Regions from separate parts of the Homo sapiens genome. Here regions 1, 2, 3, 4, 6 and 7 are each linked to region 5. Evidence: chromatin loops called from intact Hi-C (ENCODE). Cell type or tissue: MCF 10A. All regions are shown on one strand. Links, peaks and the distances in the headings refer to the core of each region. The heading gives the core; the rest is flanking DNA. Region 1 has its middle 140 kb from the start of RAD51B-AS1. Region 2 overlaps RAD51B (RAD51 paralog B). Region 3 overlaps RAD51B (RAD51 paralog B). Region 4 overlaps RAD51B (RAD51 paralog B). Region 5 overlaps RAD51B (RAD51 paralog B). Region 6 has its middle 10 kb from the start of RAD51B-AS1. Region 7 overlaps RAD51B (RAD51 paralog B).

Region 1 (4,336 bases), core at 233-4,232, 600 kb after region 5:
GGCTCTTCACAGTCAACTCCACTGGCATGTTTCAGGCACCTGCTGTGTGCCAGGCATTTTTTTTCAGAATGGAACAATATTGCCCTTGTCTTTAATGCCTTAACTGTCTAGCAGGAAAGACATTATTATGAGTACCTGGGGCAGAAACAGTGTGAGAAACATTTTGGAGACCCAAAGGAAGGGGCCATTGTAAAGAAGTTCCACCAGAGTAGAGGTAAGAACGGGGACAGGGCATGCCTATAGACACCTATCCATCATTCGCTTGTCCACACATTGATTTCCCTAAATATTTATTATCTGCTTGTTATCTGCCAAGAGTGAAGGGCTTGGGATTCACAGATGAATAGGACATGGAATATAGAGTAGGGGGTTGGGCAGAAGAAGGGAGTGGTGGGAGAGGGAGTTGAAAAATAGATTGGGCCGCATTAGTAAGACTTTTGCTTGCCAATTTGGGTCTGAACTTTGTTCTGTAGGTAATGAGGAGCCTCTGAAGGTCTTTCTACAAGGGGTGGCACAGATACCTGCCCCACCCCATTATTTCCTACCCTGCAACTTAGAAGTATTTTATTCATGTATCTGTTTTTTAGCTTGCTTCTTGTTTGATTTCCCTAACTGGGATGTGAGTTCCACGAGGACAGGGACCCTACTGTATCCACCACTGTATTCCCAGTTCTGGGCACAAAGTCTGGCACACAGTGGGTCACCAGCAAATATTTTACTTACTGAATAATCAGATCTGTGTTTAGACAGTTGTCTCCAGTTGATACCATGGAGGGACATCCAAGGTTGGGAGATCCTGGAGGAAGGACTGGTAGCAGCAGAGAGGTGCTGAGAGCCTAATCCGGGGCTATGGTGGCATAGAAGGGAAGGGGAGAGATTTAGAGGACTCATCAGAGTTAACATCATCAGACCTTGGTGAGGGAGAGGGAGGGTCCAGAGGTTTCCATGTGGATGTCTGAGTAGCTGGTGATATCGTTGACTGAGAGAGAGGAGACAGGGTAGGAACCTTCAGGTGAAGAGGGGCTTGTTATGGGAAGTAAGGGAGCATAGATAGTGAGATCAGTCTTGGACATGTATGATTTGAGACAACCATAGAATGTTCCACTAGAGATGTCCAGTAGACAGTTGGAAATATACGTGGGCAATTCTGGAAGATGGCTGGAGCTGAGGTCACAGGCTTTTGGTGATAAACGAAGCCAACAAAGAGTAAAGTCACTCAAGGAGAGCAGACAGAGTTGAAAGAAAAAATAGAAGCCCCAAAACTGGAGGAATACCACTGGAGGGTGGGAAAGAGGAGCTGGGGGGAGGAGACAGGTGTGCTCTGAGAGGCGGGAGGAGAAGAGAAGAGGACTTCTGGCTACTATGGGATAGCATGGGCCCTACCTAGGACAGGGCAGAGGTCAGTGGGAATGGGAGCTGTTATCTTGGGCGACCAACTCCACTCAGTTCTTACCATGTTAATGTTAATGGCAAACTCTTGGCAATTCTGGGCAAGTGAGAAGAGCAGAAACACCTCTGTGCAGTTTATCAGGACTTTCTCCTTCTAGCACACCCTGAGGGTGAGGCCAGAATTAGTCATGTGCTGAATGGTCTGCCTATTTCATGATGTTCTCAGCTTGGAAACATTTTTTTTGTGCAACTCCAACTCAAGCACCAGCAAATCCAGCCTCTCCTCACCTCCTATTACAAATGGCTGTCATGGACTAGACCGGTGCCTAACAAACAGCCCACACTTCGGGATCTGAGTTCAGGTTCCGGCACGATTAGTGCAGGTGGCTTCTGGCTCTAAATCTCTCAGAGGAGACATCTTCTTCTGGGGGCTGATTCACACGTGAGTGCTGATCATGACCTTGTGTCGGGATTAACCTCCTTTCTCAGCATCTCCTGCTACATTCCATCTGTTTCTAAAGACACCTCATTCTGCCTTCCTTCCGGCCATCCACTGTTACCTTTCACTTCCTGTCGGCACGTACAGGCCAGGGACTTTACTCAAGTCACTGAACATTTTGGGGAAATGAAATGAAAACATAAAGAGAAGGCCAGTCCACAAAACAGCTCAAAATGGAGATGCTCTGGCTGAAGGAAGGAGTGTTGGGGTCCAGGAGCCCCGCTCACTCCTCAGCACCCGGGAGCATCACGGAATCTAAGGTGAACCTCCGGGGCAGGAGACACAGCACTGGCCTTAGAGTCCACAAGCCCGGGTTCCTTGGCCCTGTCTCTTTCCCTCTCTCTGTTGTCTGTAGCTCCCTCCTAGCTCTGAAACTCCAAGTACAAGTGAGCAGGTCATGAGTCACCAAGCCTCTTTTCCTGGGCGTTTTTCCTTCCGGGGAGAGAACAGCCAGGCTTGGACAAAAAGTGTTGGGACACCCTGAAGCAGAACACACTCCCTGTCATTCCTGGCCTCACTCTCCTCCAGAACGAAAGCACCCAGACCTGCAGGCCTTTTTTAGGAATGAAGTCACTGGTCTGTGTAGGTTGACAGAGTGTCCTTGGAAAAGGCTGCTTGGGAAGGAAACTCACAAGGCATGGGTATCCCCACTGGAAGAATCCAGAGCAAAACCCTTCTGGAAATCCCCCACCCCACATATACACAAGGAAACTCCATGGAAGGCATCCTGTCTTGGAGGCCTCAGTGGGTTCCTCCTGGAGAGTTTAAGGGGAGGGAGGCAGAGGAGGAAGGAGAGAAACCTAAAGTCAGCAGGATATTCTCATGTTCTCTCTCTGTTAATTGCCTCCTCTCTTTTTCTAAGAAGGCTGAGATACCGAGGCTTCCTCACCCACCACCCCTTCCTCTACCTCCCCTTAGTGCTGGGTGAGTTCATCCATCAGGACCCCTGCCTGGGACTGTCCTCACTCTCCCGCTGTGGCTCACTTGCCCCCAGGGCCCATCCCAGCCCAGCCCAGCCCTGCCCAGCCCAGCCTGCTGCATGCTTCTACCCCGGCTCCCACTCAGGCTCGTGCGTCACTGCTATTCATCTTGTTTAGTGCTTGGCTTGGCTGCAGATGCTGTAAATATGGTAATTTTAGACTCCCTGATTGGAAAGGATTGCAGAGCGGGTTGTGGGGGAGGACGGCAGTTTGATTTACTCCGCAGGAGCTGGTTCCGAGATGGCTCTCCACCCTCTGTGCACGCCTCTTCTCCAAGCTGTGCCCCATCAGGCCCTACTCTTAGTGTTGAGTCCTGACTTCTTGGGGTCTTGGGAGAAATGAGAGGGACAGAGTGGATGTCTGTGCGTTCTGGGCCTGAAGAATTGCTGGTTAGCACAGAGCATCACATGCAAGGAGGCCGGAAGTGTAGTCAGTGATGCGCAGGGTGGGCGTCCTGACACTGCTAAGACAATGCCCAAGGCTGATGACCCAGGATTATCCCCCCACCCAGGGCACACTGGGGATGAAGTGGGGGCTGCCCGAGGCCTCTGACCCCTTCTGAGCTCTCTCCCTTTTCTGTTCTCCTTTCTTTCCTGACCTCCCTCCATGGGGGGCCATCAGTCCCCAGGGCCTTCTGCCAGGCACTCACAGGGTTGTCAGCAAATCCCTCCTCCCACCCCTTTGTTGAATAAAGACCTAATTTGCATTTGATTACAGGACCCCTGAGTGGGTAGGGGTGTATTCAGATCCCCAGGGAGTGACTGTGAGGCTGGCATTTCAGGCCCTGGGAGTCAGAGTGGGAGCTGAGGGTTTTGAGCCCCAGGAGTAGGTCAGGTTCTTCAAAAGCCACCAGATAGTCTCCCAGCTGTCTGTCTTATCTCCTCAGGACAACCCTAACTCCAAGGCTGGTGACTGAGTCAGACTTGGAACATCCCCGTTTTTGAGCCACAGTCTATAGTCACAGAATGTTCCAGGGGGAGGGATGGGGGGAGAAAAGGAGGGCACAACTCACATTTCTTTGAGCCCCAAACTTCATTTGACCAGTGAGGAGTGGCTTGCACCAAATCATTGGTGCAGCTAACCACAAGAATGTTAGCTCTTATCTAGTGCTTCATCCATGCCCTGGACACATTTTTTTTTTTTTTTTTTTTTTTTGAGACGGAGTTTCGCTCTGTCGCCCAGGCTGGAGTGCAGTGGCGCGATCTCGACTCACTGCAAGCTCCGCCTCCCGGGTTCACGCCATTCTCCTGCCTCAGCCTCCCGTGTAGCTGGGACTACAGGCGCGCGCCACCATGCCCGGCTAATTTTTGTATTTTTAGTAGAGACGGGGTTTCACCGTGTTAGCCAGGATGGTCTCGATCTCCTGACCTCGTGATCCGCCCGTCTCGGCCTCCCAAAGTGCTGGGATTACAGGCGTGAGCCACCGCGCCCGGCCGCCCTGGACACATTTTTATAGAAAGATCCAGAT
Region 2 (4,336 bases), core at 214-4,213, 290 kb after region 5:
TAATTTTTGAAGGTATAGAGAGTGTGTCATAGAATTGAAGGAAAAGTAGAACAGATTTTCAGAGTAGGACATCTGTGGGAGTAGAGGAAACAGAAACTAATGGTCACGTCAAGGCACCACCACTGGAATGAGTTCACTCCAGACATTTTCTGTTAAACATCTTTATTGTTTGACTAGTCATTCAGATTCCCAGCAGAGAATCTGACTGGCTTTGATTATAAGCCTACCTCTTAGCCAGGGAAGGCCCTGTACCTTAGATGACAGTCCTACCAGCACTGCCCATAATAAAGGTCAGGGGTGGTTACCCAAAGCCAAGCACTTTTGGTGTTCCTACCAAAAAAAGGACATTCAAAGGCAACAGATGTCTACTACAAAATCTGTTCTATGGGATCTACAGTGAGGGAATAGATTCAGCCTTACAGCTAAAGAAACGGATTGCTATGCAGAGATTTCTGCTTCTTAGGAGTTGCCAAAAAGACCCTTATCCGGCTTAGGAGTTCTTGGCTGTGATTTTAGTGTTCTTTTGTTTCCCAAGTATTTTTAAAATGTAAATCAGTAACTAGCAAGAGGCATCTTTGGTCATTGTAGTTGCTTGGAGTAGAATAAATTTAAAAAATTCTTTGATGTGAGAAAAATTACTATCATCATTATCACACATGGAAGGTCAACATTAGGGCCAGTCATTGGAGTTAAACTGTCAGAAGAACATCCCAGTTACTTTCTCACTTTTGAGTTGTGTAGACTGACAGGATTTGAGTCTTTGAGGGCTTTGACTAGGGTAACTGACCTCAAAACAAATAGCTAGAGGGATATTTCTACTTCTATCCGCTGAGGGATTTGTAGCAAGAAGCCATATTGTGGATGGTATATTTTAATAACAAAGGGGATTTTAAAAGGAGGATGACACATTGATTTGGAATGTTTTCTCAACTGTATTTACTTATTCTTAAATATTTTCCTTCATGCTTTCTTTCTCAAGTGGATGACCAGCTGGTTGCCACCTTTTTCTTCTCTCTTTGCCTCTGTTCCTAATTTCTTTCTTATCCTTAACCACTCCACTTTCCTTCCTCCAATCTTGTTTTCTCTCTAAATCTTTCCTCCAACCTTATTGAATCTCTCCCCTTCTTTTTGTTATCTGGTCATTTGATCTATAATTTCGATTCCTTTTCCTGAAATTCCCTCCTTTTTCCTTTTCCCCTAAACCATCATTCTAGTCCTCCCCACACCCAAGCTTCTTATCTCTTTGCTGTTAATCTCCAATGTGTTTATTGACTTGTGTGCCAAAAGGCAAAATCCCCAGCCCCCTCCCAACCATGCCAGTGCATTGAAAAGCAGCAGCTGTCATTGCTCAACAAGTTCCTTGTGATCTACAAATCAATGGATAAGAATTCTCACAGTGAAGGTTTACATGTATATATTTGTATGTATATATGAGACATGTGACCATGTTTAATGAATGGAGAAGGACTTGGATCTTTTCTAGTAGAGAAGAGAAGCAGAAAGCTTTGCCTAACCCTATTTCTTTACTAAGGTAATGAAAAAATTATACAGGGAAAATAAATGATGTTAATGAGAGAAACAGGGACAGGAGACCAATAAACAATCATCAGGCATGAGAATATCTTGCTGAACTTATTATTGATAGTAGACACAGGAATGTAATATAAATGCAGTGATGGAACAGAAAGCAGACTCAGGAAAGAAAGAGATGATAATAAATAGTAATAAAATCCAAGTGATTCATATGCTCAAGTGAAAGAAAGAAGAAAGAGGGCAGTGTACACAAAGTAAAAGGGCAAGAAAATGGAAGTAGAGTCATCACTCGTAGAGATAAATAGTTGGGAAATATGAGAAGCCTTCCTGACATCAGTAAAATATTACATGTTAAACAGCAAACAAAAGACAACAACAGTGTCTGTAGTACTTTTGGAATATAAAAGTTAGATAATACTAGAGTAGTATCTTCAAAATAAGCAACTTCAGAAATCAAGTCCCCAGTAAAGGGAATTGGAAGAATTTGAATAGATGAAATAAGGAGCAGTGGCAAGTGATACAAACCTTAAGCAGGAAAAGTGATTTTAAATGGTACTGGCAGGTTAACAACTGGCAAAAAGAAAAAAAAAGAAAAGAAAAGCAAGATGGTGCTATATCCCCCAGGTGCTGGGAAACCAACCTGGCCTAAAAAAGGAGCAGACCCACCTAACTTTTTGCCAAGCACTGTGCTAGGTGCATTGCATACACTTTTAATTTAAGCCTCGCTGTACATAAAAGTGAAGCCAAGGTCTGAGAATGATATCCATTGGGAGGAAAAAACAGGAAAATTTTCTGAGCCAGTTCCAAAGTCATAAGGCTCAGGGGGAATAACTTTGACTTTGTCAAGTCAGAGTGAACAGCCAGAGTCAGCAGACATAGGATATTGTCAGAGGTAAATCACCAGCTTGGTCTGGTCTGTCTTATTGCAAGGTCAGAGGACCATAGCAAGCCAGCCAAATGTTTTCAACCATGGAAATCCCCTAACTTTCCAACTGCTGCAGTCCCACAGCTCTGAGCTTTTACTCACAGGATGGCTCCCTTCCAGCTTTCAAATCTCTCCAAGTTGATTAATCATTTTCTTGTTCTGACTCATTCAGGCCTCTAGAAAAATAGCTGTAGGTACTGGAAGGGCTATGTAGATCAAGGAGGTCAGATAAATTGGCTTGATGTTGGTCTATAGAAAAATCTAGAAGATATTGCCAAAAGCTTTTAAGCATACCGTCTTCAGATGCTGGGATGTGGGCTATATCCACAGGCCATTGGCTCATTCATGTGTTTGAAGCAGAATATTTTTGTGTGCATTAGGAGACTTGGGTATGTTCATTTCTTAATGTAATGTTAGATATTGTAAGCTGGTTGTTTAGACAGTAGAATTTCATTGTGACCACTTATTTTTATATCTATTTAGATGGAGTACAGGCCAGATTATAACCCCCTAACAAGAACAGCAACAGTAAACACACAGATAGTGCTTATTATTAGTTAAGCATGGTACTAATATTTTCCCTAAGAGGCCACATTCACAGGACTGAAATGTCAGTTCTGGTTGTCTGAGCCAAGGGCATATATGCTGATTACATTATTTTGTCTGGCTAATACACTTTATCATGAAGCTTATTTTAGAAGAAATGTTCATTTTTAGATTTCTGTTTGTATATTTAGGTCATACTATAAGGTCCATTCTCTTGCTTTTATAATAATTTAGTCTTCTGCTTTATTCATTCAATTCATGAACATTCATTAAGTACCTGAGTATGCTAGTCATTGGAGATGCAGTTGTAACTAAGGCATCACCCCAGACCTGAAGTTTTATGTTGTGTTTTGTGCTTAGTGATTGGCATAAGTAAAATACTTGAGGAAACACAGAAGCAGCAGCAAATATTTCTGCAAAGGAGAAGAGAAAATATTTGAGTTGAAGCTTCAAGAATATATCAACATTTTCCAGTTTGACAAGGGTGGGAGGAGCCCCATCAATACAGGGAACAGCATGTGGAAATGCAAAGAGGTGTGAAAGAGCATAGTATATTCAGGGTGAAAAAATACATTTTTTATGAATTGTAGTAGAAAATGAGCCGAAATAGGTTAAGTTGAGGTAAGATTGTGATGGGTCTTACAGCATACTAAGGCATTATCCTGTAAGTAATAGAAGGGCTTATGGAGGTTTTAAAGAAAGAGAGTAACTTCATTTGATTTCTTTTTTCAGGAAGAGAATTCTGATGATAGTGTAGGGTGGAAAAAAGGGGTAACAAAGGAACCAGTGGGAAAGCTGCTGTATAGTCTGGAAGTGGTAGCAGTAAGAGGAGAGGTGAAGGGACAGATTTGAGATGCATATCAGAAGTCAAATGAGCAGACTACTGTGACTGGTTGGATACAGGGGTGGGTGTTTGAGTGGGACCTCCAGTTAGGAACTCAGATGTCTGGATGGGTCATGCTGCCTTCAACAAGAAATTCAGAGGAAAAGCAGCCTTGGGGAATGATGAGGTCATTTTGTAACATGTTGAGTTTAAATTAAGGCACTAATGAGAAGAGACATTCAGGTGGAGAAGTCCAATGGACGACAATAGTATGGGTCAAGAAAGAAAGCTGAGAAGTATCTGAATTACAATTATGCATCACTTAATGATAGGAATGTGTTCTGAGAAATGAGTTATTAGGTGATTTCAACATTATGCAAACATCATCGAGTGCACTTACAAAAACCTAGATGGTATAGCCTGCTATACACCTTGGCTGGATGGTACAGCCTGTTATTCCTGGGCAGCAAACCTGTAGAGCATGTTATTGTACTGAATACTATAGGCAA
Region 3 (4,336 bases), core at 211-4,210, 520 kb after region 5:
ACTGGACAGAAGTTCAGCAAAGAAATAGAAGACTCAAACAATACTCTATGCCAACTAGACCTCAAAGGCATCTATAGAACACTCTAAACAACAGCAGATACATGTTCTTCTCAAGTATAAATTAGACTACAAGTTGAGCCTCAATAAATTTAAAAGATTGAAATCATACAAACTTCTCCAATCACAATGGAATGATTTTTTTTTTTTTTTTTTTTTTTTTTTTTTTTTTTTTTTTTTTTTTTTTTTTGCTTTTTTTGAGACAGAGTCTCACTCTGTCACCCAGGCTGGAGTGCAGTAGCACGATCTTGGCTCACTGCAACCTCTGCCTCCCAGGTTCAAGCAATTCTTGTGCCTCAGCCACCTGAGTAGCTGGGATTACAGGCATGCACCACCACACCCAACTAATTTTTGTATGTTTAGTAGAGACAGGGTTTTGCCATGTTGGTCAGGGTGGTCTTGAACTCCTGGCCTCAAGTGATCTGCTCACCTCGGCCTCCCAAAGTGCTGGTATTATAGATGTGAGCCAACACGCCCAGCCCTGGGATGAAATCGATAATCAGTAACAAAAGGAAAATTTGGAAATTCTCAGTTCTGTGCAAATTTAAAAACACACACAGACACACCCCTAAATAAGCAATAGTTCAAAGAATAAATCACAAGAGAAATTAGAAATGAGTGAAAATGAAAACAAAAATACAACATATCAAAGCTTATGTGGTGTAGTTAAAGCAGTAGTTATAGGGAAATATACAGTTTAAATGCTTATGTTAAAAAATTATTGCATGTATATTATACCTAAATAAAGCTGATATTAATGTAGAAAGAATTGGTGGCCCATATTTTTGACTGTATAAATTTGCATACTACCATATATTTGTAGTTGATAAGTTTTCTCTGATTGTGGTATAATTCAGGAAGAATTACTAATACTTTCTTTTTTTTTGAGACGGAGTCTAGCTTTGTTGCCAGGCTGGAGTGCAGTGACACAATCTCAGCTCACTGCAACCTCCACCTCCTGGGTTCAAGCGATTCTCCTGCCTCAGCCTCCCGAGTAGCTGGGATTACAGGCACGTGCCACCACGCCCAGCTAATTTTTGTATTTTTTTTTTTTTTTTTTTTTAGTAGAGACAGGGTTTCACTATGTTACCCAGGATGGTCTCAATCTCCTGACCTCGTGATACGCCCACCTCAGCCTCCCAAAGTGCTGGGATTACAGGCGTGAGCCACTGCGCCCAGCCCTAGGAATTATTAACACTTTCAAACCACATGTAAAGTTCACTGAAAAAAAAAAAAAAACCAACATGGTTTTTAAATTGTGTTAATAAATATTAAGCTTGTAGTTAACTATATGCATGCTAAAGTAGTTAGAGAAAAGTGTACTGATGTTTGCAATTTACTTTGAAATGTAATAACAACCAGAACAAAAAATAAGATGGGTTGATAGATAAATAGATATGTGCTAAAAAACAAGTGTAATAAAATTATTTTGGTCTTTTTGTTTCCGTTTTTTGAGACAGGGCCTTGGTCTGTCACCCAGGCTGGAGAGCTAATCATAGCTCATTACAACCTCAAATTCCTGGGTTCAAGTAATAAAATGTTAATGGCAGAACCAGTTGATATGTTTATGGGTATTCACTATAAAATTCTTTCACTTTTGTTTTATGTTTGAAAAGGTTCATAATAAAATGTTGAGGAAAAAACCGTAAACTCAAAATGTCATTCTGACCCTGAACTATTTACTATTCCATAATTTACTAAGTTAACATCCTACTGATCAGAAAAAATTAATATTTTCTTTAAGGAGCCCTAGCTCTTTTCTAGGCAATACTTTCTTATACTTTGGGAACTTGATGTGTTATATTATAGGTAAACATTTTGAAAACAATCACCAGAGAGGTGTTATACAAGAGCATAATGATATTCTATGAGGAAATAGGATCTTATAACCTCAGGGTCAAAATTCCTAAGAGACTCTTCCCAGAGACTACAATTATATTATTTATATATCATATTATTATATTGTATATTATTATTTATATTATATTTTTTAGGGATTCAGATCAGCTTACTTTATGTCCCCTAATTTCTGTAGAAAAACTTGGGAAGTAGGCCACATGTAGACAAATTAATAAATTCATGCCTGCTCAAATACAGTTCATTTTTCCATCCTGCCATTTTCCAGCACTGTATTACTTCTACAGATCTTGCTCTTCTATTATGAGAAGGCAGTTTAGATGCCGCTAAACTCATTCTCTGCTCTGCCCGCATAATCCTGCAAAGCTGCTGGTGTTGAGGCTTCAGTGTTCCATGCAGAGTGATTTTCCAAGTGATGAAGCAGATTCTAATCAGTCTAAGATCCAACTACAGACTGGGAGTTGGACCTCTGCCACCTTTCCCTCCAGCTCTCGCAACACAATGGGGAATTCCTGTGAGGATCACTGGGTACACTTCAAGCTCCCCTGATCCTATGGCCTCATTCCAGTCACAGATCTTCCTGTCTGGAGCATTTCCGGCCCTTCTGTCCTTTGGCTTGGAGAGTTCAGCTCAACCTGGGAAGGGACAGAAGACTTTGGGGTTATCAAAAGCCTGTTGAATTATCTGATGCAAGACTAACTGGTTTGTTTGCCTCCCTGGCTCTCTTCCTGAGCTTCAAAGCAGCTGAGAAAACAACTTTTTTCTAAGTCTTGGACAAGGAGGAAAACCCTGGCATGAAGGATTTCTGTCGCAGACACTTGGCATAGCTAGAGGAAAGGTTTGTTTAACTTACCAATGGGTTTTATTAGCCTAGGACTCCAGTTGAAGTGAGATAATAGGGTCCCTGTAGAAGGACATTTCAGTCAGTGGGCTTCCTCCCTAATTTCTCGACAGGACCCTTGCATGCAGATGAAAAGCATCAGACACATTCAACAAGGAAATCCCCACTGAATTTATCAACGACCACGTAATCTTGCTGATCATGAGGGAGACTGAGACAGGATTAAAAAACTAGCAGGACAGGAAATTGTGTATGGATGCAAAGTCATATTGGGGAGCTATCTACTTCAATTGCTTCTTGCTGAACTTCTCTTTGCTGAACGTATTACATTGTCTCTGGGCCCCACATCTTATAGCAGATAGCAGGGATAGAAAGAAAGCCAGTCCTACCACCTGTCCTTACAGGAAGAAACTCTTCTGCTTATACTTTTCCTCTGCCAGGTCATTTCACTCTTCCTTTCACCTCCCAACCAATGTGAGATTTGGGGTTGGGGTGGGAAGGGGAAGGAAATAGAAGAGAGGAAGAATTCATGACTGGTGTACAGGAAGCCTTCCTGGCACAGGAATTAGAGAAGAGAAAGTAGAAGAATCAGTGCCAGCTTACCCTCAGCCTCATGGCCGCCTATTCATGTCTGCTTTCCTGGGCCACATAGGCAAAACTCACTTTTTCCTAAGGTTGGGGCTGTATTGCAGGAACTCATGTAAACTGCCAGGACCAGAAGTCTATAAAAGCAGCCTCCAGGCCGGGCACAGTGGCTCACACCTATAATCCCAGCACTTTGGGAGGCTGAAGCAGGTGGATCACCTGAGGTCAGGAGTTCGAGACCAGCCTGGCCAACATGGTGAAATCTGGTCTCTACTAAAAATACAAAAAATTAGCTGGGTGTGGTGGCAGGTGCCTGTAATCCCAGCTACTCGGGAGGCTGAGGCAGGAGAATCACCTGAACCTGTGAGGCGGAGGTTGCAGTGAGCCAAGATCACACCACTGCACTCCAACCTGAGCAACAAGAGCAAGACTCCATCTCAAAAAAACAAACAAACAAAAGCAGCCTCCAGGGTAGCCTGTGCCCAAGGTTCCTGACATCTCTGTGCTGCCTGCTCCACACTGGCCTTCCTAGCCACCCATGGAGAAGGACTGGGCTGGGTTGCCTCAGATGAGGGCCACACCTATACTTTAAAAAGGAGGACCCAGACACTATCCCTAGAAGGTGTCGCCATCCTGGAGAAGGCCTGGGGTGACTATGCCCAGCACTTTCTGTTCTGTGGCTCCTTTTCCACTTTCTGAGCCTCTTGGAAGTGGGATCAGGCCAGGAAAAACATGTGATGCTATAGCAAGCTGAAACCAAAGACTTGACTTTGGGCCTGGCCAAGCCAAGAATCTTGGCAGTGATTGACTGGGAAGCCTGCTGTTTTCTATGGCATTTTCTGAGTCCCCTAACTCTGGGAAGAGGGAACCAGATAAGTCCTAAAAATGGATATGAATCAGTAGAGCTTCTGTGGGTCATCAATTTGTGCATTTATTCACTCATTCATTCTTGTATTTCATAATGAAGCTTCTCTTACGTATATAGCACCACACTAG
Region 4 (4,336 bases), core at 227-4,226, 190 kb after region 5:
ACTTTCTGAGGTAGTTTCATTTTGAGTTTCAGCAAGATTTAATAACACCGGAAAGAGGACATGTGATTCTACTTGTACAATGGATTATTGTAAATAAACACCTCATATTACTAATATTTTTCTTTCTACACAATCCCAACCATATTAGACAGTGCAGCAACGTCCCATGTTGCTTTGTTTATATAAATTTAGCCTTTAGCTTTTCCTTTTGGCAGCCCATTTGTTCATTCCAGAAATACTGCACACCTACCAGCTTTGTCAAGATTGTGCTGGGTTCAGGGTTATAATGGGGAATAGTATACACATAGACATAGGTTCTGCCCTCATGGAGCTTACAATTTGGTTCTCATTTCTTATTATGGTAAGCTTGTATTGCCTGTCAGTATTTCACTGATTTGATTGAATATCCTTACTTCCCATCTTCTGTCACAGAATCTTCCTCATTCATCCAAAACGCAACATGTCCAAATCTTAGTGAATGCTTTCAGTGCTTTGGGAGTGGTTACATTCCATTAAGATTAAATCCAAGCCAAGCAAGTAATACTTACAAGCATGCACAGGAGAATATGAGATGAGGAGAGAAATCCTCATACTTAGTTAATTTCTTGCCAAGTAGAGAAATTTTCAGTAGAGCCTTAAGTTACCTCAGGGATGGCTGAAGATTCTAAATATGAGATTCCAAAGTCCACCGTTCACCATATTCTATAAAAAGAGACTCAGCCATTTGAACAAGCTAGCTAATCAGATGCCCTCTGCATAGTTCATATTTTTAAAAATCTTGGTCCTTATATTATTTATAAAAAAAGTGACTCTATATTAGTTTTAAGGTATAAATGAGACACTTTTCCTATCTGTAAACTAGCTGATCTATTTGTAGTCTGGCTTAAAATGTGACTTGCCCAAACATAGGAAAATCTTCCAAAACAGGATCTAGACTGTGTAATTAAAAATCAAAATTAGTTAAGAATCAAACGTCTGAATTGAAAATTTAATTTTTAGTTAAATTATTTGCTATCCAGTCATCTTTAATATTTTGTTTTGCTGTGAGCAGGGTCACATATGACAAATTAAAGGTGGATCAGGCCGGGCACAGTGGCTCACACCTGTAATCCCAGCACTTTGGGAGGCCAAGGCGGGCGGGTGGATCACGAGGTCAAGAGATCGAGACCATCCTGTCCAACATGGTGAAACCCCATCTCTACTAAAAATACAAAAATTAGCTGAGCATGGTGGCACATGCCTGGAGTCCCAGCTACTTGGGAGGCTGAGGCAGGAGAATCGCTTGAACCCGGGAGGCAGAGGTTGCAGTGAGCTGAGATCACACCACTGCACTGTAGTGTGGTGACAAATGAGACTCCATCTCAAAAAAAAAAAAAAAAAAAAAAAAAAGAAGTAGACCAGCCATACTTTTAAAAGCTTATTGTAACAAACACATACTGCTTATTCCATGCTGGTGTGTTTTGTGTTCTTTGCAAATGTTAACTAATTAAATCCTGACAATAAACCTATTAAGATAGATATTATTAACCTCATTTTACAGATGATGAAACTGAGACAGAGGGAGACTAGATAACATGCCCAAGGTCATACAGTTAATAAGTGGCAGAACCAGGGTTCAAAACCAGTCCAGAGGCTATGCTCTTAACCACTATACAATGGTCCCATATTGTAGTTAATCAGGTATTTTTCCATATAACACAATAAAAGCATTGAACTGGGATTTTCCTATATTTGAGAAAACAGTATGGAAATAACAGATGGAGGTATAGAAGTTTTTGATAAGCTAGGCATGTTGGCTCATGCCTGTAATCCCAGCACTTTGGGAGGCCGAGGAGGGTAGATCACTTAAGGTCAGGAGTTCGAGAGCAGCCTAGCCAACATGGTAAAACTCTGCCTCTACTAAAAATACAAAAATTGGCCTGGCGTGATGGCACACGCTTATAATCCCAGCTAGTCGGGAGGCTGAGGCAGGAGAATCACATGAACCCGGGAGGCGGAGGTTGCAGTGAGCCGAGACCACGCCACTGCACTCCTGATAGAAGGAAAACTGGACCTAAGGATTTGAGTTTTGACATTACTAGTACAAGCTGTGTGTAACTTTGGGGAAGGCTGCTACATTAGTTTCAGTTTCCTATTGCTATGGTAAGAAATTACTACAGATTTAAGTTACATAAAACAACCCAAATTTATTATTTTATAGTTCTTGAGAATTTTAAAATCAAAGTGTTCTTTAATGACTACAAAAGCTAATACACTGTTAACCTCTTTCCAATTCTATTAATACCATCATTATCTTTAATAGTTGCATGGAATCCACATGGAATGCACCATAAATGAATCGAAATCTTATGTTGAACATTTGTTTACTGTCTTTTGCCATTATAAACAATATTATGATGAACATCCCTAAATATATGCCTTTGAATACTTGTTCAATTTTATTCATTGGGGCAAAAAGGTATGCACATTTTAAAGAACTACAGTCCACAGGTGTTCATGCAATTGCTGAGGGTTTTCTGAGAAGGTGAACAAGAGCAGTCTATTTCAAAACTACTGAAGCCCTTTTTGCATGACTGACTGGCATTCCCTAACTGGGCCTTCTTCGTTGCCCTGACACTGCCTGTTGCTGCTCCTCTGAGAAGGAATGTGTATTCACAGATGAGGCGCTCCATTAGTCATGGTGCATTTCCTGGGCCCTGGAGACATGGGCATGACATCACCAAGGGCCAATGAGAAAGGATTCTCTGTAGCAAGCTCTCAAAACTCTTTAGAGGATTGTAGACTGTGTGTTCTGTTCCTAGCCCTCAGGGTGTGATTTGAGCTTGCCTTGCTCATCCAGCCATAGTCTGGGCACAAAAGTCTAGCTTACAGACCCAAGAAGCCAGGACAAGCTTGAAAATCTGCAGAGCTGCAGGCAGATTCCCATTTAGTATTTTTTTTTTCCAGGGCTCAGGTTGTTATTCCCAGAGTTTTCCACTCCTAATGATGTTGTTACTTCATGTGGTAATGGGTGGGTGGTGAAAGATGAAGTCTGCATTAAATAAAAGACATTTGGCAGTTAAAATTTCTGGGTAAGTATAGGTTGGTAGCATAACAAAATCAGAAGTACATTTTACCGTTTTGTTACATTGCTTTTGTGTGTAGTTTCACATAATAAAACAACATCTTTTAACAGCAAAGGCTCCTAGCAAAATGAGTGTGGCTTAAAATAGGGCAATTACCAAAGAACTTTACTGAGGGGATTAGTAACTCATTAAATCTTTTCTCTTCAAGGAGAAAAGAAACTTAAAAAAAAATTCTCTTTTCTTGGGTTTTAAGCATTTTGGATAAAAACTTTTCTGTCTTTCTCTGTATCTGTCTCTCTCTCTGCTCCCTAATTTATGTATTTATTTATGAAAATGATTTGTGGAATTTAGTCAGGGATAACTTTGTTAATTCTGCACACCAGGAAGTCTATTGAAAGACTTATTTCCTAATTGGCCCAATCTTTTGCTAACAAGGTATAATTGTAAAATTATCTTTTTAAAAAATAGTCAAGGAAATTAAGGCTCAAAACTCAATGTGAGCTTACACTGAACAGACTTTTATAGCTTAACTCAGTAGTTGAACCTAAGAGCTGTGCTTTTCTATCTTCATTCAATCTATGATTGAATGAGAATGGTTCTTTTAGTATTTTTTCATGTTTAATTCCTTTTTGATGAAGTCAAAGAGAAATTGGGAAAAGTAGCCATCTTTATTAGTGTGTTATCTGTGGATGCCATATACTATGGAAGAACCTGCCTCTACCACTTTTAAAAAAATGTTTCTGCAAGATAAAGATGATTTTTTTTTGTAATTATAGCAGCTTTTATTTTTAAAAATCACTTGAAACCGCATGAATTTATCCTTATTTCCTAACATATATACCAGTAATTAAAGGACTTTCCTCTAGAACTATAACATACTATAAGACAGGGCACTTTTCAACACTTCAGAGATCCTCCTTCAAAGATCTCTGTGCAATTCAAAACATTTATTACTAAAATTTCAAAACATCTCTGGAGATATTCTAAATGGTTTTTTTTTTTTGGCTTGTATAGATGAGAAAGTTGAGGTACAGAAAGATTGAACCTTGTACTTTGTGTCAGTCATAGAAGCAGATACTGCATACATAAATCATTCTTTTATCAAAACTCTTAAGAGGACAGTTCTTTGTGTCTTTGTATAAAATTGTTCTTGTTTTCCTTTGACAGCTTCAGGCTTTGCCTTATTAACAGCAGTGCTTATTTTTCAAAACCCTTTGATTGAGACAAAAAAAAAAGCAGGTTCATCTAGCCTAGGCAGAACTGGAAGAAGC
Region 5 (4,336 bases), core at 231-4,230:
GACTCTGAGAATGCCTCGGGCTCTGTGTCAGGACTGGGGGTTTAGTAACCTTATCCTTCCCCTGATTTCACATGAGAAGTTGTTTTAAACAGGATTGGACATAGAGATATAGCACAGTACCTCCTCCTTTTGGCTAGGGGTCTGCTAAAGTGGAAAAAGTGGGAAAGGATGTACAGAAACTCCTGCTCTTTGAGTGAGTTTGCATATGGACAGTATTGCTTTTTGGCCCCAGCCTAGTTTTCTTTCATTCCCATGTCTCATCTTTTATGCAGCTGCAGAGAGCAGGCTGGGAAAGCAGAATGAAAGCTTCAAACAGATTTGCACTTGAATAAAAGAAAGAGTGATTTCTCTTGTTCAGAGTACAGACCAGTTTGGGTAGAAAACTGTTTGCTTTTTTACTTTCTGGGTAAGGACTGTTTGCTTTTCTCTCTTTAAATGTAGTAAAGAGAGGAAAAGCTAATAAAGTAGTTGGACCTGCTGGTTATAATTCATAGAGAATTTTCAAGTGTGTTTAATAAAGTCTCTCATATAATTATAACAGAAATAAGTAATTGGAGGGGAAAGGTTAAAATCCTGTAGAGGTTTAAGAATCAGTTAAATATGAGGCAGTGTGCTTGGATGAGACAACTAACTAGGAGCTGCTTCTCTTTGCTGATTTCTCTGAACTTTCCTTTTGAGATTTTTTCCTCTTTACTTTCGTAATGCATTTTGCAACTTTCATTAAAAAAATCCATCAATGTTTAAACTTCTAACAAATAAACATATCCTAGTCCTATTATGGAAATCACAATGTAGCAGAGAATAGCTTGACTTCAGCTAGAGAGAGGTTAATGATAGGAACCCTAAGGATTGATACCAAGATCATGCTTGTTTAGTGTTTTAATGACTCCAGAAGGAAATGGTGAAATCTGCTGATGACACCAAATTGTTTTTGCTGATCCAAACAAGGATTTCTGGGAAGCTTCTTCAGAGTATTTGGAATAGTAGAAGAATTGAGAAATATGGTGGCAGACACACTGAACTTAAAGTGAAGGTTTACGTGAAGTAGCAGGAGTAACGTCAATACGTTGAAGTTACAAAGCCTGCCAAATCTTCCAAAAGGAAGATTACGGAGTCTATAGTTTCATGAAAGGAAGACTTAAGACAAAGAACATTTATACATATAGCAAATGAAAACTATTATGGGAATAGTTGCAATTATAAAGTTCAGTGACTTAAAAATATGATGTCTGAATTTCTTTTTAAATGTCAGCAGTAGTATATCTAAATAGGTGTTGTTTCTCTCGAAATGGTCATAGAAGATTATATACCCATTTTATGCATGCTCCTTTCTTGGTACGTTCTTTTGTCAGTTTTCTGTGGTGGCAGGTCTTTATTTTGCAGGCTGTTTTGAATTTTGAAACAGTCAACTGTCACTTAAAGCCAAGTGTGATAAATAAGATGGGTGGTCAAACTAAGTAATAGATTTAAATATATTAAATATATTAAATGAAATATAAAGTAGTAAAACTTATTTTCTTTTATTGCTTTCAAAAGTGATTCTAAAGGACATTACCAATGAGAAATTGCAAAAATGTTTGTGTACTAATAGTGTTAGATTAAGTTCTTGGTTGATAGATTTCACAAACATCACTTATTTAGATATGTAAGTTACAGGGCTTGTACTAATACACATTTTATTATATTGGAGACAAACCATGTTTATAAGTGACCTTTTTAAAATGTTTTCTTTATGCTCCCTAAATATACACTTAGGGAGGAAGAAGGAGGTTTTGAATTAACTGGAGATTTCCCTAATGTGTTGAATTTTTCTGACTAAAGCCTACATTTTTGTAAAGAAAAAGACCCTGTGGGATAAAAAATACGATAGGCACTATCACAGGAGCTGTGGGCTGGCCATCTATATCCATCCATCTATCTATTATTCCACCCATCCCTCCATCCATCCATCCATTTATTTAATTAAGTTATTTTTAACGGTTGGCTCTGGAGTTGACATTCATTTATTTTAAAAGAACAGTGAATCATAGCTCTTTTCCTCAAGATGCTTGCTTTTATTTGCATGGTGGCATATTGATTAAGTACTCAGAACACTATTTGACATATGGTAAGCCCTCAATAAAAGTTTGTTATTATTATGACTGTACTTCTCCCCTCTAATGTATAGAGGTAAACATTTTGGTTCCTATTGTGACACGTGGGTTATAATGAGTTAGGGCCTACTTAAGAAGAAAGTGGAAAGAAAGCGGGTAAAATTGTTGCTCAGATACTAGCATGTGGGTGGAGATATAGATATAGATATAGGTATAGATATAGATAGTGTAGGTATTTACATCTAAGTATATTGTATAAAGTGACGGATTCTGAATTTGCTACATTTCTCATTTCTTCAGCACTCTGGGATAAAACCAGCAAAAATGATGTGATCTGAACAGACACAGTAGATGGCGCTGTAGGACTTAGTTTTTAAAGAAAACAGTACAGCCAGGGGGAGTGGGGGCATGGAGTGGGAAGAAAACTAAAGCACATTTTAATGGGCTCTTTTGTACCACCAAGACAATTTCATCTTAGAGTACGTGCCTCTAAGAAGTAAAGATTTTTTTTTTTTTTTTTTTTTGACAGAGCTGGAGAATAATTTTAGGAAAACTAAATCTCCCTGTTGCTATGTTTGTGCCAGCTTTGTCACTTGGAAAGTATTAGTTGTTTTAAGCCACAAATATATAAGGAAGTTATTTTCTTTCAAAACATTGCCTTATTTATGAGGGTTTTGTTTGTTTGTTTTAGCTGTCTTTGTCTCTGTATTTTAATATTTTTGCTCCTAGCTTTTTTGGCCCTTTGTTGTTTCATAAAAACGTGGTTGTAAAGTTAATTTGAACCATATCAATATGACTATAATGTCATATTTTAAAATTCAGCTATATTTTAATAGGCCTTAAAAATACAGGTTTACATTAAAGAGTAACATAGTGTTTTTGATACTACCGTAGTGTGTTTATGTACTTGATCTTATTTAATCTTAGTACTAATTGTATGAATTTTATTATTCACTTTTCTAGGTAAATAAACTATATCAGAGATACTTAGTAACTTGCCAAGCTCACATACCTAGTGGTTGAACTAGTAGTTGCTGCAAGAGTTTCGCCAGCATATTAAAGTTGTATTTTTTGAGCACTTACTGTGTGCCAGGCAAGCTAACCACTGGAAATACTATAGTGTCCAAAGCTGACCTGGACCCTGCCCTTATGGACCTTACAGTTATTAGATACCCCACAGACATTTTTTGAAATCTGCTGGATTGAGAGTGGGTCATGAAGATGAATTTGAATCATTGTGATTGTTGGATAAGCCAGAGAGCCCTTTCACCAAAAAGAAAGTAAGAATCATACCTACCTTGAATATATTACTGTATTAAAATATTTGTTTTAGTTGTACTCCCTGTAGCCAAGGGAAAGGCAAGACCTCCTTTGGCTACAATGAGTAACTAAACTGTCTTCTAGATAAGAATCAGGAAGAGTAAGGAAAATCTGGCTATACTATAATGTCAAAATTTTCCACTGATTAAATGGTATTAAAATATCTAAAGCAAGAAGGTGTTAGTTAGCAGTGGAAGTCTGAGAGATTAATGTGGTTTGTGTACAGCCTAAGACCATGTTAACTTCTAATTGGCTTCTCTAGTGCCATTTGGTGAGATCTTTTAGAGTACAGCCAGCTTAGTGATACCCCAAATTGCCAAGTACCCCTTTCATCTTGGGACATTAATTGTCAAAAATCTTTGAATTGATTTTTCTTCAGAAAGCTTCACTTTATTATTTTCACACAATACCAAGTTCTCATGATATTTATGGGTATGTGATTGGTGAGAAAACAGACCAAGAGTTGTTTTTTGTTTGTTTGTTTTTTGTGACGAAGTGTTGCTTTGTCGCCCAGACTGGAGTGCAGTGGCGCAATCTCTCCTCCCGGGTTCAAGCGATTCTCGTGCCTCAGCCTCCCGAGTAGCTGGGATTACAGGCACACGCCACCACGCCCAGCTAATTTTTGTATTTTTAGTAGAGATGGGGTTTCGTCATGTTGGCCAGGCTGGTTTCGAACTCCTGACCTCAGTTGATCCACCCGCCTCAGCCTCCCAAAGTGCTGGGATTACAGGCATGAGCTACCATGCCCAGCCCAGACCAAGAGTTTTAAATTGAGGTCCATGATTGGGTTTCAGTAAGTGTATGGAATGTCTAAAATTATATAAAATTTTATGTGTATGTACTTAGAATTATTCTGGGAAGAAAGTCCATAGTCTGCACAAATTTCTCAGTGAGTTTCATAACCCTTAAAAGGTTAAAAGTGG
Region 6 (4,336 bases), core at 160-4,159, 750 kb after region 5:
ATCACGAGCTTCTTTGCTGCATGTGCTCAGATTCTGTCTCTGTTTACCCTTTCCACCTGGGGAAGCACGGAGCTCATTGACTCTTCCGCAGGAGCCCTTGCTGAAGAAATCATTTGTCATTCTATCTATCCGCTTAGATTAGCTGGGAGGTTCAGTAGAACCTGCAAGCTTCTCTCTCCCTGGAGGGAGGCAAGGGACACAGGGGAACTTTGGGACAACTACACAGGGCCTGGCAATATTTGCAGACAAGGGGATGGGAGGGAGCAGGGGTGGCAAGAGTGCCAGCAATGCTCCCAGGGCCCCACACCAGCCACAATGCAGCCTTTGGAATTTTAGAGAAGGAGCTCCCAGGGGAGAGTTGGACTAGAGTTTCAGAGTCTCTCTCAGTGCCCACATTTTGTGATGCCACTGCTGATGCTCCAAAGCAGAGATGCCCATCCAGTTGCATTTTTAAGCTGCTGCAATGCAGTAAACTTCCCTGGCCAAGCCTTGGCAAACCGTCTGTAGCAGGACTCCCATTTCTTCCAGGCTGTCCGCAGAGCAGATTTTCCTAGGCATGGGACTTTGAAAGCCACAGAAGGAAATGGAAGACAAAAGAAAGAGCAGAGCAGGGGAGCCAATGGTCCCCTGAGTCTTCATGTTTATGAGGCTACTTGGGACCTAGGAGTTCAATAACCTGCCATCCACACATTTCACACAATACAATTGACTCCGTGCAATAGATGTGTTCCCAGAAGCTGTCTGGGAACAGCTAAAATTTGAGTAATAATTTTATGTGGTGTTTTCATACAATTTGGATAATCTGGATAATTGTTACATATCGTGGTTTGGCTTAAAGCCAGGGTTACCCCTAACAATAACAGAAGTGTTGACTGCTTGGGGCCTGGCACCTCCCACTTGGACCTGCGGTTTGTGAAAGGCTCCTCCTAGGTCTTGGCCCCCTACTTGTCTTCCCTGGAGTCTTCTGTCCTGGTAACTGCTCCAGAGTCATCCTCACAGCGTCTTCCTCCACACCCTCTGTTGAGCACCCAAAGCTCAGGATGTGCCACAGGAAGCAGGGAGAGAAGACGCCACCCTGCCTTCAAGGAGCTCCCCTGGGAGCTGGGTCTCCCCAGATGCATTTCTGGGGATGTCTGTGAAGCCCATAGCTGGGCAGCCCAGACCGCCCCACACAGGAGGCGCTGGGCTCACCAGCTAAGGGTGGGAGCTCCACCTGGTCAGATCTTGCTCCAGGTCACTTTTAAGATTGCAGTGCAGGCACTGGGCACTGGCCTGCCCGAAGCCTGCCTTATCCAGGGACTCATTTCCTGGCTTTGCTTCTCCTCTACCCAGCTTATGAGAGGAGTGCTAGGAGAGGGAGGGAAAACAGAAATCTAAACTTGCTCAGGGGTCCTATTTTGTATCTTCCCTCTGAGCTTTTTTGGTTTCAACCAAAGCATATTCCCCCTCTTTTCTGTGGACTCAAAACCCATGCCCCTCACTTGGACCGGGCCTTCCTCTTCCCGCTTTGTCCACCAGCCTCAAGTCCCATGATAGAATCTCCTGGATAGTGTTTCTTTAACTGGGCTCGAGCCCCACAGTAAAGTCTTGGTCCTCCGCCGGCCAGAGCCCACATCTCTGATTCAGCAACAGGGGCAGGTGTTCAGGGCAATCTGGGTTAGGTCCACTGAAAACCAAAGGAAATAACATTGGTCTGATTCAAGGCCTTCAGAAATGAGTCAGCCCCCGAGCCCATCAACCATCACTGTTACTCAACATCACACCCACGTTATTCATGAAGTATTGTCTTCAGCTTACTAGACAACAGAGCCCCACCAGACTCTGGGAGGCTGAGGATGACTTATTGGTCTGCTGTGGGCTCAACATCAAGTACATACCTTACCTCTGTCCAAAAACTGGAGTGGAAGAGCGCTGAGTCAGGAAGGCTCATGCCCCGAGGCGTCTTCCCACAAGCCTCTGGTCACCCTGAACAGTCTGTTCTGGATTTCACACCTTGGAAAAAAGTCCTCTATGAGTACAATGAGTGGAAAGAGTCTTAGAGGAAGAGTTGGGGCCAGGTGGCCAGGTATGTGCAGCACCTCTGCCCAGCCCTCCTTGGCCCACAGTCTTAGGCTGGTAGCCTGCATCCTATGCAATAGCCAATGTTACTCTTGTTTTTCATTCCTTCTAAATGATCCAACTGAGGACCTGCCAAGTTGAAGTTGGATGTGACTTTCCTTCCTATGGGGTAGAGGGGGACTTTTCTGGGTGTAGTGGGAAAACACTGTGGCCAAACACATGACTCTGGAGTCCCAGAGGCTTGGACTCAAAGTTCCAACCCTGCCATGTACCAGCTCAGCAAGTGACTTATCCTCTCTCAGCCTGTTTCCTCTTTGATAAAATGGGGATAATAACACTGTCCATCTGTAAGACTGTTGTGAGTTTTCAATGTCATAGTGCACATAAATGCCTGGCACCTCGTGAGTGCTCCCTCAACGGCCCTGCCAGTGTTGTTGCCACTGTTATTATTATTTTAGTTAGTACCACTCTCACTACCATTCTCCCTAGGCCGGAGTCTTCTTTCACATGAGACCCTTGTCTTCCTGATTCTGGTATCCTCAGCACACAGGCACAGTCGGGTGCAGTGAGTGGTAGTCCAACATAACTTCTGAAGGGGAGGAGCCCCAGAGAGAGGGAATGGCATGTTCAAAGGTCCTGCGGTGGGAAGGTGCATGGAAAATTTGAAGAAAATGGTATAGAAAAAAGTCCAATCATTAGCTACAGGCCCCCAGCAGCTGCTTTAGCCAATCCTCCAACCTCCTCATTGGCATGGCAAGACCACAGAAGCCTGGAGCCCTGATACCTACTCCAGCCCTCTGCTCCTCTCACTGACCAGGAAACTTCCCTTAAGACAGAAGCCCTAAGGTCATCTGAACCCCAGAAGACCCAAGGAAGCAGAAATATACCAAATGAAGATCCTGAGGCCTTTGTGTTTAGTTACCATAAAAAAATAAGTCCCCAAACCTGGCTATTTGTACTTGGCATTGGATAATTCGAAGGTGATTGAGGAAGGTACTGGGGAAGGAAGCCCAGGCAGGGGCTGTGGTTGCCAGGTGGGGAGGGAAGACTTTGCAAACTAACCCAAAAGCAAGCATGGGGTGCGTGCCTGTCTTCCATGTAGTTCCTAACCCCCTGCCCCCAACACGCCCATGATGCATGGGAGCAGCCCAGTGCCACCAACCACACTGAAGGCTTATCCTCCACTCCATCCCGCTCTTCTCCAACCTCCTAGAAAACTGTCTCTGTTCCCATCCTTCCTCTGCAAGAGCCTCCCTCAACTTAAGCTATTAGCCCTCCCAGGAGCACTTGCATTTAATAAAAACGAGGACCTTAACACTTCACAGGAGGGGCTTATTAATGGTTCCCTTTCTGGCTTTTGGAAACTGCAGGGAGCAAGGTTTCTGTAGCAGTTGGCTGAGCCCTCAGGGATGGGAAGACAGGGTCTGATGAGGCAGAATGCCAGTTAGGGACCAGGCCCAAGGTGGGTCTCCCCAACTCTGTCTTATGCCCTATAACCTAGCTACCCTCTGTTGGTGGTGGTGGCGGTGTTGGTGGTGGTGGTCAGGTTTGTTGAAATTAAGTGTACATACAATGAAATTCATCCATTTTAAAATACAGTTCTTTGAGTTTTAGCAAATGCATGCAGTTGTGTAACCATCACCACAATCAAGATACAGAACAGTTCCATCACCCCCTAAAATTCTGCAGGGCTTCATTATAGTCAACCCCTTCCCCCAGCCCTAGCCATTGAAAACTGCTCATCAGGTATTTTGACCCATTAGTTTTGCCTTTTCCAAAAGGCCATATAAATGGAATCATAAGGGGCATAGCACGGAATCTGCCTTCTTTCATTTAGCCTAATGCACTTGAGATTCGTCCATGCTACCTGTATCAGAAGTTCGTTTTCATTAACCCCGTTAAATAGTGGGCAAAGGACATGAACAGACACTTCTCAAGAGAAGACATGCATGTGGCCAACAAGCATATGAAAAAAAGCTCAACATCACTGGTCATTAGAGAAATGCAAATCAAAACCACAGTGAGATACCATCTCATGCCCATCAGAACAGCAATTATTAAAAAGTCAAAAACAACAGATTCTGGCAAGGTTGTGAAGAAAAAGGAACGCTTTTACACTGTTGGTGGGAGTGTAAATTAGTTCAACCATTGTGGAAGACAGTGTGGCAATTTTTCAAAGACCTAGAGGCAGGAATATCATTTGACCCAGGAATGCCATTACTGGGTATATACCCAAAAAGAATATAAATCATTCTATTGTAAAGACACATGCACATGT
Region 7 (4,336 bases), core at 91-4,090, 210 kb after region 5:
TGTATTTCAAGTTTTAAAATTCCAAAATATTTTGCTATAACATTGTTATTCCTAGTTTTTTATGCCTTTTTGTGTGGAAGGTTGGTTTCTCCTTTATCTACTTACCAGCTTTTAGGGGAATCCCTTTTTAAGTCAAGAAAGCACCTTAGAAAATTTCTCTCTCTCTCTCTCTCTCTCTCTCTCTCTCTCTCTCTCTGCCTTTATGAAACTGACAGTAGCATATCTTGCTATTCTTGGGTCTTAGTTTGGAATTAAGCTGTGCATGCAGTATGCCCAGAAGGCTCAGTTTTTAAAAAATTTCTATGTTTATTCGTATTTAACTTCATTCTAATGGGGTCATGTACACTGTGATATTTATTCATGAAATATTTAGGAAAAGATAAAATGTTTGAACTATAATGAATTATGATTTTATTATCCTTTTATTAATGATAATACACCCAATGCTATTCTTGAAAGTTTGAAAATGGAAACCTTGGTAAATTTTTTTTCTTTTGGCAGAATTTTGAACTTTTTTACATAAAAGTGTAAACCTTTGTTTGGTATTATGGGTCACCTGGTTCCATAGCATCTCTTTGATTTAAAGAGGATATCATCCATTTAAAAAGGACTCACAGCCAGGCATGGTGCCTCATGCCTATAATCCTAGCATTTTGGGAGGCTGAAGTAGGCAGATGCTTGAGCTCAGGAGTTCGAGACCAGCCTGGGCAACATGGTGAAACGCTGTCTCTACAAAAAATACAAAAATTAGCCAGGTGTGGTGGCATGCACCTGTGGTCCAAGCTACCTGGGAGACTGAGGTGGGAAGACTGCTTGAGCCTGGGTGGTTGAGTCAGCAGTGAACCATGATTACACCACTGCACTCCAGCCTAGTTGACAGAGCAAGAGCCTATCTCAAAAACAAAATAAGCAAAAGGGACTTACTTTGGGGATTTGGAGAACTAGAAAATATTATTATTCATATTAACTTACACCCATAAAAGAGTGCTATTAAAAGTTCACTTAATACAAGGGCTTCTTTTTCTTTGCTTTGGATTTAAACAGGTTTTCTATAAGCTAATCAACAGAGATTTGATTAACATACTTAAGCATGTTATATGAAAGGGATGGCATTGTGAAAGATGGGGATACTATATAGAAGTAATAAAATAAAAGGTATGGAATTAGGTAGTGTAAGAATTTCAGAACTAAAATAGTCTGAGAAGTCATTTGGAACATGGATTTCTTTTGACAGAAAACTTCTGTCCTGCAGTATATCAGCCTTGTCCAGCAGAGCTGGTTAGTGCAGATAGAAGAACCTAGGTTGCTTAACTACCAGTTCACTGTCCTTTCTATTATATTGTAATTCTGTTTTCTGTCTTATTTCAGAAGCAGCAATCCAGATGAGCTCTACATCCTGAATAAAAACAATAATAATGGCAATAACAAACTATTATTTTTTTAAGAAATATGACTTAAACCTATTTGTTTTTATTTATTTGGTTTGTTTGTTTATTTATATGTAGTTTGTCAGAAAACCATAGGAGTCAGGCATTGGGTAGCTCGTGGCCATTAGTATTATTTTCAAAGTCAGAAATCATTGGAGAAGAATCCCCTTCTAATATAAATTTTTAAACTATTCATCTGAGTGTTTAGGAAGCTGTGATCTCTGCTGTGATAATCCTAGAAGACATTGCTCAAGCCACAGCTGGCTATTATTGAGACTATGGAAAGAGAAAGAGCTTTTGCCCTGATTTATCCCATAAAATGAATAATAGGCCACATTCAGGGAGACCTAGCTTGTGGCAGACTATTCTCACCACACCCTTCACACAGCCTTTTTTTTTCTTCTCCCATCCCAAGCCACCATCCCAACCTGCCTTGACTAAACTCAATGAACAGGAACCATTGTATGAATCGGAAGGAAAATGTCTTAAATATATGAAGTTATAATGAGTTGGTAAGTGCTGTAAAAATACTCTGTAACTTAGTTGGAAGTTGCATCATCCATGCCTGTGGCACTATGGACTGGACCCAAATGGTATAATTCTTCAGTGTAACACTGAAGTAATTTTTGCATCTGCCAAGTAAATGGTTTAGATTTCAAACCTATGAAATGCCGAACTGTAATTGTTCAATTCTAGTGAACCACAGATGTGTTTAATTTCCTTCCTTTACTTTTTGCTGTCTTCTTTAGGTAAGCTGAACCAACTAAAGAGTGGCCTTATGTGAATCTACAAAGTGAACTTTAACGTCAGTCAGTTAATATACTTTAACACCTAAATGTTGTATAACACTGCTCTATATAGCACTTTTAAATGTATAAAATTTTTGATAGAGGATAAGTCCATTTCATTTAGGGAAAACAGTTGTTTCAACCACATGTATTATAATAGGAGTAAAAGTGGCATATCGTAATGAAAGAACACGGGAAGTCAGAAAACCTGGATTTATTTTTGCCTCTCCTGTCGATTCTTCATTTGATCCGGCCTGAATAATTTCCTTTTCCTTTAATTTCTATATCTGCTGAAGGTGAATAATAATACTTTCATTGGCCACATAGAGGTGCTGGGAGAATGAAAGATAAATTCTCCCAAAGCACTTTGAACTGCCTAGAAGAAAGACTTATTTAAACAAAAGTTGATTCTGTTTTCTATCTTTTTATTTCTTACAAGCAGACACCAAAGTAAGTGTTAGAAGAGCCTCAAAGATTTGGTTATTTTTTTTTTGCAACTTTTATTGTAGGTGAGAAGGTTAATATAATTGCCTTCATTGTATAAACAGGGAAACTAATGCTCCCAAAAGGTTTGTTTTGGGGCTTAAAATGAGTAGCCCTTTATGAGAATAGGGGAAATTGATGGGGGTGTAGATGTAATAACATCAGCCATGAGTTGACAATTATTAAAGCTGGTAATGGGTGTGTCTGTTTAGGGGGGTTATCATGAATACTATCATGTCTACCTTGTCTTTGAAATTTTGTATTAAAAAGTTAAAATTTAAAAAATTGATTAAAAAAATAGCTCATTTTCATTTGCAAGGTTCTTTTAAAAATGCTATTGAGGCTGGTCACGGTGGCTCACGCCTGTAATCCCAGCACTTTGGGAGGCTGCGGTGGGCGGATCATGAGGTCAGGAGTTCGAGACAAGCCTGACCAACATGGTGAAACCCTGTCTCTACTAAAAATACAAAAATTAGCCAGCCACGATGGCGTGTGCCTGTAATCCCAGCTACTCGGGAGGCTGAGGCAGAAGAATCACTTGAACCTGGGAGGTGGAGGTTGCAGTGAGCTGAGATCGCACCACTGTGCTCCAGCCTGGGTGACAGAGCAAAACTCCATCTCAAAAAAAAAAAAAAAAGACAAAGTATATGCTTGGACCCTGAACACAGACATTTTAGTTTTTCATACTCAGTTTTTACATTCTATTTCCAATGCTTTCTAACCATTTACTACTTTTAACATATTATGCCATTTCTTTAGCGTTAATATATTACACTTTTTTCTTACTCCCGTTCCAGATGTTTGTCATGTGCTTTGTTGTCAATTTTAGATTTTCATTTTCCTATTTTTGGGAATTATAAGCAGTCACTTATTAACCCAATTACTTTATGCTTCAATGGGCTTGTCATTGGGTAGCCATGTGAATTATTTCAATTTTTAGAGACACAGATCAACCTGCTACCCTATACCCACAACAGAAAACTGCCGACTTCCCCATTGTAGGAACTTACAATCAAACGGCATTTGAAACATGTGAGAACACTCCTATTATTAAAAAAAAAAATCACCCTCAACCTGGGTTATTTTCACTGACAGACTTCATGGTTAAAGCTTGCTATTTCATGAGCTCCCAGATGACGCAAATGCTGGGAAATGTAACATACTCACTGTGATTTGTTTTTAGACATCAAAAGAAATCCATTTTACAAAGGAATCATATAACTTTAGAGCTAAGAAAGATCTTAATAATCATCTGGTATAGATCTTTCCATTTATTTATGCCAGAACCTAAAATTAGAAAGGCCAGGTAATTTGCTCAGTGTTACATACCTTAGTATGGCAGAGCTGGAACTTGAACCTGAGTTCCCTAGCTTTCAATTCAGAGTTCTTAATAGGTTGCCACTCAAGTGCAGTCAGGTCTTTGATGCTATTTGTGAACACCAAATATGTCTCTGCTTCTTACAACTTAGAAATCTTACTCTGTTTTGCAATGCCCTGCCAAGTCATATTGGAGCCTGAGGCAAAATGAAAGACCAATGACACTGATCCTGTCTTTATTTAAAATTCTGATATTTTCTTCACTATGGATTTGTGGGATTAATTTTGATTTTTTAAAATATTGCATTAAATATTATATCT

Evidence for each region. A loop is a pair of places that touch in the nucleus more often than their neighbours do. Peaks named below come from ENCODE experiments on the same cell type or tissue, not always from the same donor. Only the 100,000 strongest peaks of a DNase experiment are listed, where the experiment ranks them.
Region 1: a loop joins it to region 5, with 10 times the contacts of the local background. A loop is called at or near these places in 10 of 110 quality-filtered maps.
Region 2: a loop joins it to region 5, with 5 times the contacts of the local background. A loop is called at or near these places in 87 of 110 quality-filtered maps.
Region 3: it touches region 5 in a loop (4-fold over the local background); 7 of 110 quality-filtered maps call a loop at or near these places.
Region 4: a loop joins it to region 5, with 7 times the contacts of the local background. A loop is called at or near these places in 23 of 110 quality-filtered maps.
Region 6: a loop joins it to region 5, with 7 times the contacts of the local background. A loop is called at or near these places in 9 of 110 quality-filtered maps.
Region 7: a loop joins it to region 5, with 15 times the contacts of the local background. A loop is called at or near these places in 21 of 110 quality-filtered maps.

Annotation. Positions count from the first base shown.
Region 1 is chr14:68,545,411-68,549,746 of GRCh38, forward strand. It overlaps a transcript of RAD51B not described here. Among named protein-coding and RNA genes, the nearest start is that of RAD51B-AS1, 140 kb to the right of the region's middle. RefSeq lists an enhancer at 2,067-2,658. In MCF 10A, for the core only: no CTCF peak of the experiment used is centred there; DNase peaks (open chromatin) are centred at 1,591, 2,331, 3,001 and 3,851.
Region 2 is chr14:68,230,254-68,234,589 of GRCh38, forward strand. The region is part of intron 7 of RAD51B (RAD51 paralog B); the gene reads left to right. Among named protein-coding and RNA genes, the nearest start is that of RAD51B, 410 kb to the left of the region's middle. RefSeq lists enhancers at 1,894-3,093, 2,360-2,729. In MCF 10A, for the core only: no CTCF peak of the experiment used is centred there; a DNase peak (open chromatin) is centred at 2,558.
Region 3 is chr14:68,456,675-68,461,010 of GRCh38, forward strand. The region is part of intron 9 of RAD51B (RAD51 paralog B); the gene reads left to right. Among named protein-coding and RNA genes, the nearest start is that of RAD51B-AS1, 230 kb to the right of the region's middle. In MCF 10A, for the core only: no CTCF peak of the experiment used is centred there; a DNase peak (open chromatin) is centred at 2,457.
Region 4 is chr14:68,135,213-68,139,548 of GRCh38, forward strand. The region is part of intron 7 of RAD51B (RAD51 paralog B); the gene reads left to right. All of the region lies in intron 2 of LOC105370546 (a long non-coding RNA gene), which reads right to left. Among named protein-coding and RNA genes, the nearest start is that of RAD51B, 320 kb to the left of the region's middle. RefSeq lists an enhancer at 2,438-3,422. In MCF 10A, for the core only: no CTCF peak of the experiment used is centred there; a DNase peak (open chromatin) is centred at 2,699.
Region 5 is chr14:67,941,606-67,945,941 of GRCh38, forward strand. All of the region lies in intron 7 of RAD51B (RAD51 paralog B), which reads left to right. Among named protein-coding and RNA genes, the nearest start is that of RAD51B, 120 kb to the left of the region's middle. In MCF 10A, for the core only: a CTCF peak has its summit at 2,433 (motif pointing right); a DNase peak (open chromatin) is centred at 2,476.
Region 6 is chr14:68,693,752-68,698,087 of GRCh38, forward strand. No RefSeq gene overlaps it. Among named protein-coding and RNA genes, the nearest start is that of RAD51B-AS1, 10 kb to the left of the region's middle. In MCF 10A, for the core only: no CTCF peak of the experiment used is centred there; DNase peaks (open chromatin) are centred at 890 and 1,810.
Region 7 is chr14:68,156,301-68,160,636 of GRCh38, forward strand. The region is part of intron 7 of RAD51B (RAD51 paralog B); the gene reads left to right. All of the region lies in intron 2 of LOC105370546 (a long non-coding RNA gene), which reads right to left. Among named protein-coding and RNA genes, the nearest start is that of RAD51B, 340 kb to the left of the region's middle. In MCF 10A, for the core only: no CTCF peak of the experiment used is centred there; a DNase peak (open chromatin) is centred at 1,981.